2 separate regions of the Homo sapiens genome follow, and region 2 is linked to region 1. Evidence: chromatin contacts called from ENCODE Hi-C or POLR2A ChIA-PET data. All regions are on one chromosome and are shown on one strand. Each heading gives the region's core, a stretch centred on a gene start or an enhancer-like site at or near the end of the contact. The rest is flanking DNA. Distances are from core to core; before and after follow the strand shown. Region 1 has its middle 100 kb from the start of NOG. Region 2 overlaps DGKE (diacylglycerol kinase epsilon).

Region 1 (6,734 bases), core at 3,023-5,522:
TGGCTTGATAGCTCATTTCTTTTTAGCGATGAATAATATTCCACTGTCTGGATGTACCCCAGTTTATTTATCCATTCACCTCCTGAAGGACATCTTGGTTGCTTCCAAGTTTTGTCAATTTTGAATAAAGCTGCTGCAAACATTTGTGTGCAAGTTTTTGTGTGGACATAAGTTTTCAATTCATTTAGTTAAAAACCAAGGAGTGTGGTTGCTGGATCGCATGGTAAGAGTATGTTTAGTTTTGTAAGAAACTGCCAAACCATCTTCCAAAGTGGCTATACTATTTTGCATTCCCACCAGCAATGAATGAAAGTTCCTGTCACTCCACATCCTCACCAGCATTTGGTGTTATCAGTGTTTTGGATTTCCGCCATTCTAATAGGTATGTAGTGGCATCTCATTGTCATTTCAATTTGCATTTCCCTGATGACATATAATGCAGAGCCTTTTTGTATGTGCTTATTTGCCATCTGTATATCTTCTTTGATGGGGTGTCTGTTAAAGTCTTTGGACCATTTTTTAATCAGGTTGTTTGCTTTTTTATTGCTGAGTTTTAAGTGTTCTTTGTATATTTTGAATAACATTCCTTTATCAGATGTGTCTCTTGCAAATATTTTCTCCCAGTTTGTGACTTGTCTTCTCTTTCTTTAGACATTGTCTTTCACAGAGCAGAAGTTTTTAATTTTAATGAAAGCCAGCTTATCTGTTACTTATTTCACAGATCATGCTTTTATTGTGGTATCTAAAAAGTCATCACCATACTCAAGGTTATCTAGATTTTATTCTGTGTTACCTTCCAGGAGTTTTATAATTTTATATTTTACATTGAGATCTAGGATCCAATTTGAGTTAATTTTTTATGAAGAGTGGGAGGCCTCTCACTAGTTTCAGTTTCTTGCATGTGGGTGTCCAGTTTTCCAGCATCATTTGTTGAAAAGGCTATTAGATCAATGCTTTTGGATTTTAGATTATTCAAAAACCTAAAGAATTGAGGTTGTACAGTGAGGTCACTTGAGCAGAAAGGACATGAAGGCCCTCCCAAGAAGGAGCAGAAAAACGTGCCGTGACTTTGACTAGAGCCGGAGCTGAGAATGTCAGGTGGAGATTCATTGCTCCAGCAACTAACGTGGCAAAGGTGGACCCAGGACAGCTAGGGCCTCACCAGCTTCCTGGTGGCACACCTGCATCTGATAGAATCCCCAGTGGGACTGGATCTAATATGAATAAGCATTTGGAGGGTTGCAACTATAAGTTGAAACTCCATCATTCCTCTTCAGTTCAATGTGGGAGCGTAGACACCAGGAAGGAAAGGCAATCTTCTGATGGAGAGACAGGGTTATGATCAGTTTCAGCTTGAATAACACAGGAAGCGTGGGCTTATTTTTTAGCTTAAGCACGTGAAGCAAGTTATATGAATGAAACTATTATTAATTAATAATTATTATTTACAATATGACATTATTACCAGTAGCAGCCGACACTTATCAAGTACTACTATGTGTGGAGCACTGGACTATGCACGTTGTGTAGATTATCACATTTACTCTACAGAGCTAGGAAGTAGCAGCAACGACTCATTTGACAGCTGAGGAAATGAGACCCAAAGAGGTCAATTAAGTTTTCTATAGTCACTCTGCCAGCATGCAACAGGGCTCAGGTTCAAACTCAACTTGTCTCACTCCAGAGCCTGAGTTAATCACTATTCATGTTTGAAAATAGAGTTTCTTCTTCTTCTTCTTCTTCTTCTTCTTCTTCTTCTTCTTCTTCTTCTTCTTCTTCTTCTTCTTCTTCCTCTTCTTCTTCTTCTTCTTTTTGAAACAGAGTTTCGCTCTTATTGCCTAAGCAACCTCTGCCTCCTGGGTTCAAGCGATTCTCCTGCCTCAGCCTCCCGAGTAGCTGGGATTATAGGCATGCATCACCACGCCCAGCTAATTTTGTATTTTTTGTAGAGATGGGGTTTCTCCATGTTGGTCAGGCTGGTCTCAAACTCCCGACCTCAAGTGATCTGCCCACCTCAGCCTCCCAAAGTGCTAGGATTACAGGCATGAGCCACTGAGCCCGACCAAATTTCTTCTTTTAATAGCAGTGTTTCAGCTGGTTTCTGACTGCAAAGTTGGCTGGGTGTGTGTGGCTTCTCCCTCTGCCTGTAGAAACTCCATCATTCCTCTTTAGTTCAATGAGGGTTATCCAGGATTTGCTGGATACTACGTTCTCTGCCTCAATGCTCCCTTGCCAGATGGCCTTCCTTCAGCAGTATATTAGTCAAGTTGGGCTGCCAGAACAAAATACCATAGATTGGGTGGCCTAGACAACAGAAATTTATTTCCTGACAGTCTGGAGGCTGGAAAGCCAAGACGAAAGTCTGGCAAAGTTCGGATCCTGGTGAGGACTCTCCACCTGGCCTGCAGACAGCTGCCTTCTCTCTGGGTCCTCACATGGCAGGAGAGGGGAAGATTTCTTGCTCTTCCTCTTTTTATAAGGCCACAGTCCTATTAAATTAGGGTACCACCTCATTTAACCTTAATTATGTCCTAAAGATCTTATCTTAAGATATAGTCACATTGGGGGTTAGGGCTTTAACTTATGAATTTGGAGGGGACACAATTTAGTCCACAGCAAGCAGTTACTTTTTTTTTCTTTTTTCTTTTTTCTTTTTTTTTTTTTTTGAGACAGGGCCTCACTCTGTCACCCAGGCTACAGTGCAGTGGCATGATCGCGGCTCACTGTAGCCTTGACCTCCCCAGCTCAAGCAACCTTCCTGCCTCAGCCTTACAAGTAGCTGAGACTACAGGAGGGCACCACCATGCCCAGCTAATTTTTTTATTTTTTGTAGAAACAGAGTCTCCCTATGTTGCCCAGGCTGGTCTTGGACTCCTGAGCTCAAGCAATCCTCCTACCTCAGCCTCCCAAAGTGCCCAGGCCAGAGCACAGTAGTGTGATCTCGACTTACTGCTTGTGCCTCCTGGGCTCAATTGATCGTCCCACCTCAGCCTCCCAAAGTGCTGAGATTACAGGCAGGACCCACTGCACCTGGCCAATTTACTCTTTTTTTTTTTTTTTGAGACAGGGTCTCACTCTGTCACCCAGGCCAGAGTACAGTAGTGCAATCTCAACTTACTGCCTCTGCCTCCTGGGCTCAAGTGATCATCCCACCTCAGCCTTCTGAGTAGCGGAAAGTACAGGCACGTGCCACCATGCTTGTCTAATTTTTGTATTTTTTTAGAGATGGGGTTTTGTTATGTTGCCTAGACTAAGGTTATTCTTATATTCTTTAAAAGAATGAAATTTTCCATGAATGTCTACTCTCAGGTATCTCGATGACCACAGACTTTAGATCTTAGAAGCATCTTAGAGGAAATCAAGCCTAAATTCTTCTTTATTTTACAAATTAATACATGTGATTCCGAGACATTAGGGGATTTGCCTGGAGCCATACAGCTGGTTAATGGCAGAGCTGAAACTAGAACAAGGTCTTCTGATTCCAGTGGTGCAGTGGCACCATTGCAAGGTCTTGGAGGAACAATGATGGTGATGATGATTCAAGACCCTACTGTTTGACAGGCATAGTATGACTTATTTTATACACACCACCTTATTTATTCTTCACAATAGCCTGGTATAATGGGTACTATTATCCACCCATATAGATGAGGAAACAGGCTCAGAGAATGAGATACCTTACTCAAATTCACACAGCTAGTTGGTAAGGGGGGCCTGGATCCAAATTCTGTGCTCCTTTGATTTCACTATGCTCTATTTCCACCGAGGAAGTGGGTTCCCTGGTGGGGCCAGGGAGGTGGCTCTATGGCTATGAGCCAAGATTTTAGGCCAAGTCAAGGTCATGGACTCTTGGGATCAGCCCTGGGGCCAACAGGCTGCCAGAAGTGACAGAACGAAGAAAGGAAAGGAAGGAGAGAAACAGGAGACAAATCTTGATGGCTTCCCCATATTGCCATTGTCCTACTTGGGGAGTTCCACCTTCATCTGTTTTACCCTTTTTTTCCTTTACCTTCGAGCTCTACGTCTCTTTATCAGTAAACTAGCCTTGCAGACAAGTGCAAACTGTGCCAGCCCTTAGGCTGCAAAGGAAATGAAGTTGGCATTCTGTAGTCCTCACCTGGCATGAATCACACACAGCCCCAAGGGACCGGGACAAGGCTACATGTCAGACTGATGGACTATTGTCTGGAGCTTTGAGAGAGGAAAAAGGGAAGGCTGCTTGCAGGAGAAAGGTGAACAGGTTGGCCCCGGCCCAAGAATGACAGAGGCGCCTTGCTCCTGCCACCCGGCTCTGCTCCTCTGGCCCAGGAACAATAACAAGGCGCTGTCAGGAAGTGACACTAAAATGCCTTTCCCCTTATACCTCGTTCAGCCTCTGGCAAAAGGAGGTTCCCGGAGGGAATATTTTTAGTTTGACAAATGAAAGCCTGGGACCGAGGACAGGAGGGATAAAGGGAGCTCTTCTCTGACACTCCTGGAGACGGGGAGATGATGAGTCAGATACAGAGGGCTTAGGCACGACTTCTCAAGACATTCCTCAGGCATGAGCACAAGCCAGCCGCTCGAATTCCTCCTGCAAGGCCCGCCACCCGGCAATCAGGGCGGAGGGGCCGGGCCAGAGGAGCAGCTCTGCTCTGTCTTCCTCTTGGCACATTGTTGGACAGCAGCTTTGGAAGATCAAAGCAGCCGCCTGTGTTGCTTTCCGGAACTGGGACTCAGGAGGCCTGGGTTCAAGTCCAGGCTTCACCATTTGCCGGCTGTGACATTAAGTGTCCTCATTTCTCCCTTTATGCCTCAGTTTCCTCATCACCAAATTGAGAGTATTATAACACCTTGGAATTATTATTATGAGGTTGTACATTTGGAAAAAAAAACCTTGAGAATGCAGTGTTTAAAAGCATTGGTTTTCTGTATTGCTCCCAGTACCCCATATGCAGATGGACTCAAAATCTCACACTGGTGGCCACGTGCAGTGGCTCACGCCTGTAATCCCAGCACTTTGGGAGGCAAAGGTGGGTGGATCACCTGAGGTCAGGAGTTCGAGACCAGTGTGGCCAACATGGTGAAACCCTGTCTCCACCAAAAATACAAAAATTAGCCAGGCATGATAAATAGGTGCACGCCTGTAATCCCAGCTACTGGGGAGGCTGAGGCACGAGAATAGCTTAAACCTGGGAGGCAGTGGTTGCAGTGAGCCGAGATTGCACCACGGCACCCCAGGCTGGGCAACAGAGCGAGATTTGGTCAAAAAAAAAATCTCACACTGGTAACAATAATAACCAGTACCTATTGAGTGCTTCTTACTTACCAGGCTTGTGCCAACTTCTCTCACATCCAACCCTCTCAATAGTTCTGTGAGGTAGATCTAATCGTTTCCACCTTCTAGACAAGTATACTGAGGCTCAGAGAGGTGGCATGGGCTGCCTAAGGTCACAGAGCTAACAGATGGTAGGCTGACATTAGACTCCAGCTCCCCCAACTCTGAAGCCCACTTTTCTTTTTTTTTTTTTTAATTATTATTATACTTTAAGTTTTAGGGTACATGTGCACAACGTGCAGGTTTGTTACATATGTATACATGTGCCATGTTGGTGTGCTGCACCCATTAACTCGTCATTTAGCATTAGGTATATCTCCTAATGTTATCCCTCCCCCCTCCCACCACCCCACAACAGTCCCCGGTGTGTGATGTTCCCCTTCCTGTGTCCGTGTGTTCTCATTGCTCAGTTTCCACCTATGAGTAAGAACATGCGGTGTTTGGTTTTTTGTCCTTGCAATAGTTTGCTGAGAATGATGGTTTCCAGCTTCATCCATGTCCCTACAAAGGACATGAACTCATCATTTTTTATGGAAGCCCACTTTTCAAATCCCTGTGCTGGGAACCCTCAGCCTGGGCCTGTACCCAGCAGGAGAACAAGATCAAGGCAGTGCGCTGGGCCAGGCACGAACTGGGGAGCCAGAGGGAGGGGAAGGAGCAGAACAGATAAAGAAATCGGAGGCGGAGCCAGGGTTCAGATGCAGAGCAGCAAGTTGAAGGAGCAGGGAAAGCACCAGGGGCTGGAGCCTGGAACCCTGGCAGCTGTCCACACTTGGTACAAACATGCTTACGGCAATATGGTGGATTGCTGGGGCAGGGAAGGGGGGGTGCACTTAAAAGTCAGAATCCGCTCATCTGATTGGAAGAGAGAATGAGGCAACTAACCATCTGTAGATAGGCTTATTTCTCACTTTTTAAACAGCTGGTTTGGGTGGGTGCTCCTAGGGACTCAGCGCAAAGTCATTGGGTGAATTCTACCCAAAATATGTAAAGCCATGATGAGCAACCCACCCCACAGGCCACACGTGGCCCACCTAGTGTCATTGGGTCCATGATTTAATTTGGGGATGAATAGTAAGAGGCCATCAACGTGTACTGCCTCTCAAAAAATTCTGATAGTGATGATATTTCTTGTTGTTAAATTCAGTGTTACTTCACTCATTAGCATCCTTCTCTTACGTAAGTGATCTAACTCTCGAGAAATCACTTTTAATCCCCTCGTAGGACTTGATACAGTTATTTTGTTTTAAGCAGAAAACAAAAGATGGCTCTTAAAGTCAATTATTGTCTTCTTTAATTCACCCTCAGGAAGGAAGGAGAGGGTGAGAAAGGGAGGAAGGAGGTAGGGGGGAAGAAGAGAGGCAGGCAGGCTACCACTGATGTTGAGTCTCAACATCCTCAAACTGCAGACCATGAA
Region 2 (6,734 bases), core at 1,117-3,616, 170 kb after region 1:
ATTGAATTTTAAATTTGCACTAACTTGAAAACTTTAAAGGTTATACTAATTTAATGATTAATGTGGACCCAAATACATAATTTGGCCAAAAAAGTCATTAGAATGGGTAATGGTTTTGTGTGGTTTTCCTTCAAAATGATAATATTGAAGCAAGAACCAGCATTTTATATTGATAATTTTTTTAATATTTCTACCCAGTTGAGGACAGTGGAATATAAGTAGATATATTTAAAATATCTAGATATTTAAAAAGAAAGAAAAGGTTGTTTATCCCAATCTGAATTCATTCTCAGCAACAAGACAGAAAAGGTGGTTTGGGTTTTGCTTTTAAACAGTGTCCCCCTGTCTTTTTCAATTTTTCCCTTGAAGCCTTTCTCTTGTTCTTCAGAGTACGCGCTGCAGGCTATCTGCAGCATCAGAATGCCTGGGCAGGCTGTTGAAAGTATGGATTCCTGAGCCCAACCCTTAACTTAATGATTCCCTGTCTCTGGAGATGCAACATAGAAATCTCTGTTTTTATTAACAAGCGCCTCAGGCGATTCTTAAGCATACTGAAATTTGAAAGCTTCTGGTCTGAACCTCATGTATTCACCTAGGGCTTTTGCTAGGTGGGATACCATGCCGAAAAATTGAATTAATTGTATGTTCTTAAAATTGTTTTTCTTCTACTCCGCTGTCCTCTTCCCTCAAAATCACTTTTCTAAAAGAACTCTATGAAAAACTTATTTGTATCATACCCAAATTGATATATTTGTCTGAACTCTGTTACATAAAAATTGGTATGATTCATATGTGGAATCAGTTTTTGGACTGTGACCCATGCAGTGTTGGGGGACAAGGAGTTGCTTCAGGAGTTAGTGCAGTGCGCCTCCAAGGGGCAGTGAGCCATGGAGGCGCCTGCCTTCTCACTGCAGTCAATGCAGCCACACTTGTGTATACTGAGTGCTGCTTCAGATCTCAGTAGATAAAATAATTCCACATTTAAAATGATTCTGCTATTTTTTATAAAGGGTTTGAAAGCCACTACTATAATGACTTTGTCACCTAATTGATTTTCTACTAATTTTTACATATTCAGAAACTTCGTGTTTTTTTGGTGGACAGAATATTTTGGAGGTCTCCGTCGCTGTTTAGAATGTGGCCACTTGGCTGTTTCACAGTTTTTAAAGCTATTTTATTGAATAGTAAAGCAGTGAACTTAGCCTTTGTTCTTTGTGTTTCTAATTTAAGCATATAGTCTATTTAATTTTTGATATGTAAATACACATCAATACATATATATTTACCCATGTGGCCCTGTGTAGTCAGTGCATGAGGCTTGCATAGCCCAGAAAGGTACATTCCAGGGTTCTGGGGAAAGAATTTTAAAATGCCATCCTCTAATACAGACGTTTATAAAACTTAAATGAAATGATTGGGCTTAACCATATGCAAGAAAGTCTGCAGAAAATAAATCACCTAGAAACTATAAATAGAAATGTGCTGCTGAGGCTGGGCACGGTGGCTCACACCTGTAATCCCAGCACTTGGGGGGCTAAGGGAGGCGTATCACCTGAGGTCAGGAGTTTGAGACAAGCCTGGTCAACATGGTGAAACGCCGTCTCTACTAAAAATACAAAAAAAATTAGCCAGGTACATTGGCACATGCCTTTAATCCCAGCTAATCAGGAGGCTGAGGCACGAGAATTGCTCGAACCCAGGCGGCAGAGCTTGCAGTGAGCGGAGATCACATGACTGCACTCCAGCCTGGGCAACAGAGCAAGACTCCATCTCAAAAAAAAAAAGGCCGGGCGTGGTGGCTCACGCCTGTAATCCCAGCACTTTGGGAGGCTGAGGCAGGTGGATCACGAGGTCAGGAGATCGAGACTATCCTGGCTAACACGGTGACACCCCGCCTCTACTAAAAATCCAAAAATTTAGCCGGGCATGGTGGCGGGCACCTGTAGTCCCAGCTACTCGGGAGGCTGAGGCAGGAGAATGGCGTGAACCCGGGAGGCAGAGCTTGCAGGGAGGCGGAGCTTGCAGCGAGCCGAGATAGTGCCACTGCAGTGGGGCCTGGGCCAAAGAGTGAGACTCCATCTCAAAAAAAAAAAAAAAGAAAGAAATGTGTTGCTGGTATCAGATATCAGACCAAGAACACTTCAGTCTCTCTAAGGATGCCCTGAGCTACCTCACTGTTAAAGGACGACATCAACACAGAATGCACTAAACAGGAAATAAGCTGTAATCTAGAGAATTTCCATTATGTGTTACTTTTTGGTGACTAACATGGAATGTTGAAAAGGAAGAGCTGGAAAGCTCAGTTGTTTTCCTTGTTCCTCTGACATTGTCCAGGCAAGAGGGCATCCTGATCAGATGAGTAGATTTGGCTGAGAAAAACCCTAGAGTAAGGCAGGCACTTTGTGGAGGTGGATGATGATGGCTCATAAAAACGTTTGTTCTCAGTCCAGTTCAGGGCTCTGCCAGCAGTCTTTCAGATCTGAACTGCTTAAACAAACCCTACAGATAAATTGGCACTCTGATTTGTAATTCTGTTTGTACAAGTTTAGAGCAGCCTAGCTCGAGTCCTCAACCCCAGTCCTCTTAGAAGTGAACTGATTGCACTGGATCCCTAAACCCACAATGTTGAGGACACATGTGATGACTCCACTTGCTCAGCCAGCTGGCCTCTTGCACTTTCCCCTGCCCACCACTTGTAACTACCACTTAATTATCTTGTGTTAATTGCTTTTGTTGTGTTGGGTCTGTATTTTTGTGGTCAGTGCCTGCAGGCAGAAATGTGAAAGCATTTGGTATGTTGAAGATACTTGCTTCTTTTTTAATAAAATTAAAAGTGCAGCACGTAAGTATGATACTGTGTAGTTTTTTGACACAACCATGAGATACAATAAGCAGCTTTGACTTAGTGTCCCAAAAAGTGGTTCTTGGTCTACAGCAGGGCAAACATATATGTGGCAAGTTCTGATCACATACTTTTAGACAGAAAGAATAAAAAATTCATATTGCATGGCTTTTGTAGCCTAAGAGCACAGAATCATACACGTGTGTTAGGAGAAACATTCATTCTCACGCATATAAACTGGCTCCTGGCAGAGTAGAGCAGTAAGTGGGATCAAAGGTGAATTCACCTTATTTTCAGTTGGTAGAGTATGGAAAAATGTATCACTTATTTGAAATACCTGAATGGAAACCCAGCCTCTACTACTGTAACTTAACACTTGTTCTTCCTGAGCCTCAAATTTTCTTTCTCTGTAAGAATGGGAATTAATGCCCACCTACGGGTTGCAAGTGCTTACAGGAGCTGGGCAAGCAACGAAGGTAAGAGTTGTAGAGACTTCGGTAAACTGGAGCACATGATTCCTGGGAAGCAGGCCTAGTGTAAACAATTTATTTTTCTAGAAAAGACAGAAGTTTAGAGTATATGAAATCTAATTTTTAAGTATTGGTTGGCAACTAATTGACTATCGTCTACCATAAGGTTATATGATAATTATTAGGGCAGGAGAGTGAATGCATCTTAATATGCATGGCAGAACTGTGTGTTTCCTTCCATCTGGATTTTCATAAAGCTTTCTGATTTATCAGTAACGATCTGAAAAATGTACTGTGGCATGTAACATCTTTTATTCATTTTATTAGGCATTAGAGGAAGAATATTCTGTAGTCCTGCTTTATTCTGCCATCTTTACCTGGAAATCCATTTTTATAAAATTTTTGTAATAAAAATTCACTTGATCACTTGCCTGCTTTCTTTTAAACAGTGCCAAGCGTAATGCCCCTTGATAATTTACATATATGTGAACGTGGCTGTGATAGCTGCTGATGTTCACACATAGGCCATCTTACATGTAATGATCCATGTTTGGACTTAAACAGCTTCACACATTTATTGTACAGTTAGGTGTCACATGCTTTTACTTTTTATTTTATAATCTGTATTTCTGTGAGGTAGACATTATTGGCTCCATGTTATATACATTGATAGCCCGGAGCTAGAGATTGAACCCAGGCCATCCTCCCCACTGCCTTTCATCATCAACACAACCACCACCAACAGTATTTTAAAAGTGTTAAATATTGGCAGACGTGTCATTGTTCTGAGCACTAGGACTAGGGCTTATGCGGCTGTCTGAGGAATTCCCTGTACAAGGAAACATCATATACCAAAAAGTTACTCATGGAAGGAGTTTGGAGATGATGAGCTAAAAGTATTACACATGGACTATTGTAAAAGAAAAAAAAGCAGGCACAATAAAATTTTAGAATGTACTTAAGAAGCAATTCGTGACTTGGGAAACCCCAAACCCAATGAGGATTTAGTGTTTCAATGACACAACATCAGAGGCAAGTATTCATAGAGTGCATACAGAAGCAAAATTAAGAAATGATTTGATTGGTTGCCTTTTTTGGCTTACTTTCTTGGAAAGTCCCCAGTCTCATGATCATGTTAGTTGGCTGCTTATGATTGGCTGAGGTTAAGTTTTGTATCTAACATAAGCATTTACCAAAAATGACCCAAGTTAAGTTTCATTTATGTTTACAGTTTAAGTAGGTTAGGGCTATTTTTAAGGCCTAGTTGGTTTGTTTGCTCAGGAATGTTTCAAGCCTAGTTTCCATTTTAATTTTGCTTTGACAGTTCCCCACTTTTAGTCACCCCGTCCGCAAGCTGAGAGTGTGACCAAATGGCATAGCATTACTCTCAGTTACCACTATTGACATAGTCTAGGAAGAAGAGTCAGATGTTTATCAATAGCTGCCCTAGGGCTCAGAGTCACCCTCGGGAATGACATAGTCCATGCTGGTTTCCTCCAGTTGTCTGATCCTTACGGCAATCTTTTGACATATGAGTGACTACTGGAAAGCACTTAAACATCCTTGAAAGGACCAGCCTCTGTGAATAACACCTGTAATCTCAGAACTTTGGAGGCCAGAGTAGGGGAATTGCTTGAGCAGGAGTTCAAGACCAGCTAGACAATGTAACAAGACCCCATGTCTACAAAAAAAAAAAAATTTTTTTTTAATTAGCTGGGCAGGGCTGGGTATGGAGGCTTACACCTGTAATCCCAGAATTGTGGGAGGCCAAGGCAGGTGGATTGCTAGAGCTCAGGAGTTCGAGACCAACCTAAGCAACATATTGAAACCCCATCTCTACCAAAAATACAAAAAATTAGCCGGGCGTGGTGGCACACACCTCTGGTCCCAGCTGCTCGGGAGGCTGATGGAGGAGGGTCACTTGAGCCTGAGAGGCAGAGGTTGCAGTGAGCCGAGATTGCGCCACAGCACTCCATCCTGGGTGACAGACTGAGACCTCATCTCAAAAAAATACAAATTAGCTGGGTAGTGCTCACTACAGCAGCACATATACTAAAATTGGAACAATACAGAGAAGGTTAGCATGGCCCCTGAACAAGGATGACATGCAAATTCATGAAATGTTCCATATTTTTACATATAAAAGCAAGCTGAATCCTGATCACCTTGAGTACATGTCATCAGGGACCTCCTGAGGCTGTGTCCCGTGCCCATGCATGTCCTTAATCTTGGCAAAATAAACTTTCTAAATTGGAAAAAAAAAAATTAGCTGAGTGTGGTGATGCACACCTGTAGTCCCAGCTACTCAGGAGACGGAGGTGGGAGGATCACTTTTGTCCAGGAGTTCCAGGCTACAGTGAGGTAGCATTGCACCACTGTACTCCTGCCTGGGTCAAAGAGCACGACACTGTCGCTCAAAAATAAATTTTAAAAATTATTGAGAAAATACAATGCACTGTGTTGGGTAAGCCATTGTGTATGGGTACCCACTGTGTATGGGTAAACACAATAACTACAAGAAGAATAATAGCAAAGGATTGAAAACCCTGAGTAAAGATTCCCAGGAGCCAAGATTTAACCAACTGAATAAATCAAGGGAGGCAGTGCTAATGAGATGAAAACCTTGTGTTCTTTAGGAACTTTTACATTTTGGGCAACAATATCAAATATAACAAACACTTAATGTTTTGTTAACATAAAAACACCGTAAGCTTCTCCCTGCTGAGCAGCTGAAGTGTCAGTAACTCCTACTTTGGGGTACTGCTGAGGTGAAATTATTCATCTCATATTGTACTGCTTGAAGAAAATTCGTAAGTATCACTAAAACTTTTTTCAAGAGTTGCTGAAATACTAACAAGCAATTTTTTCAATTCAGAGGCTCCCAGCTGAGGAAAAAGAGCTCTTACAAAAGAGTGAAATCTGTAACCCTTGTATGATTGAGTCTGGAGATCACTCAGGAGGCTCATTTCTGAGGGCTCACTTTATGTACAAGTGACCTGAGGTTCAGAATTTGACTAACATTTAGAGTCATCTGGTCATTTTAGGTAGGACATAGCCAAAACATTCTGATCATTTAGGTGGAAAAACCTTTATATATTTGTCATACAAGATGAACAATCCGGCTGGGCGTGGTGGCTCATGCCTGTAATCCCAGCACTTTGGGAGGCCAAGGCGAGTGGATCACCTGAGGTTGTGAGTGTGAGACCAGCCTGGCCAACATGGTGAAACCCCATCTCTACTAAAAATACAAAAAAATTAGCTGGGCATGGTGGCAGTTGCCTGTAATCCCAGCTACTTGGGAGGCTGAAGCAGGAGAAATCGCTTGAATTTGGGAGGCAGAGGTTTCAGTGAGCCGAGATCATGCCATTGCACTCCAAGCTGGGCAACAAGAGCAAAACTCCATCTCACAAAAAAAAAAAAAA

What was found. Hi-C counts contacts between places; a loop is a spot of excess contacts on that map. ChIA-PET counts read pairs that join two places held with the same protein, here RNA polymerase II (POLR2A).
Region 2: a loop to region 1 is called in a map of endothelial cell of umbilical vein, with 4 times the contacts of the local background. The contact joins two enhancer-like sites. A Hi-C loop is called at or near these places in 1 of 168 maps with a recorded cell type or tissue (endothelial cell of umbilical vein). POLR2A ChIA-PET finds 5 or more read pairs at or near these places in 1 of 52 experiments (BJ).

The regions. Positions count from the first base shown.
Region 1 is chr17:56,695,144-56,701,877 of GRCh38, forward strand. No RefSeq gene overlaps it. Among named protein-coding and RNA genes, the nearest start is that of NOG, 100 kb to the left of the region's middle. RefSeq lists enhancers at 3,580-4,556, 3,581-4,780, 4,557-5,533. Within about 2 kb of position 4,273, at least 15 of the 41 ENCODE cell types and tissues checked have a DNase peak (open chromatin) inside an H3K27ac peak, as active enhancers do; they include endothelial cell of umbilical vein, where a contact is called at or near this core.
Region 2 is chr17:56,865,830-56,872,563 of GRCh38, forward strand. DGKE (diacylglycerol kinase epsilon) reads left to right here. Exons shown (of 12, transcript NM_003647.3): 12 at 1-3,738. The region is part of intron 1 of LOC124904037 (a long non-coding RNA gene); the gene reads right to left. It also overlaps the pseudogene RNU6-1158P. Among named protein-coding and RNA genes, the nearest start is that of MIR3614, 22 kb to the right of the region's middle. Within about 2 kb of position 2,367, at least 2 of the 41 ENCODE cell types and tissues checked have a DNase peak (open chromatin) inside an H3K27ac peak, as active enhancers do; they include endothelial cell of umbilical vein, where a contact is called at or near this core.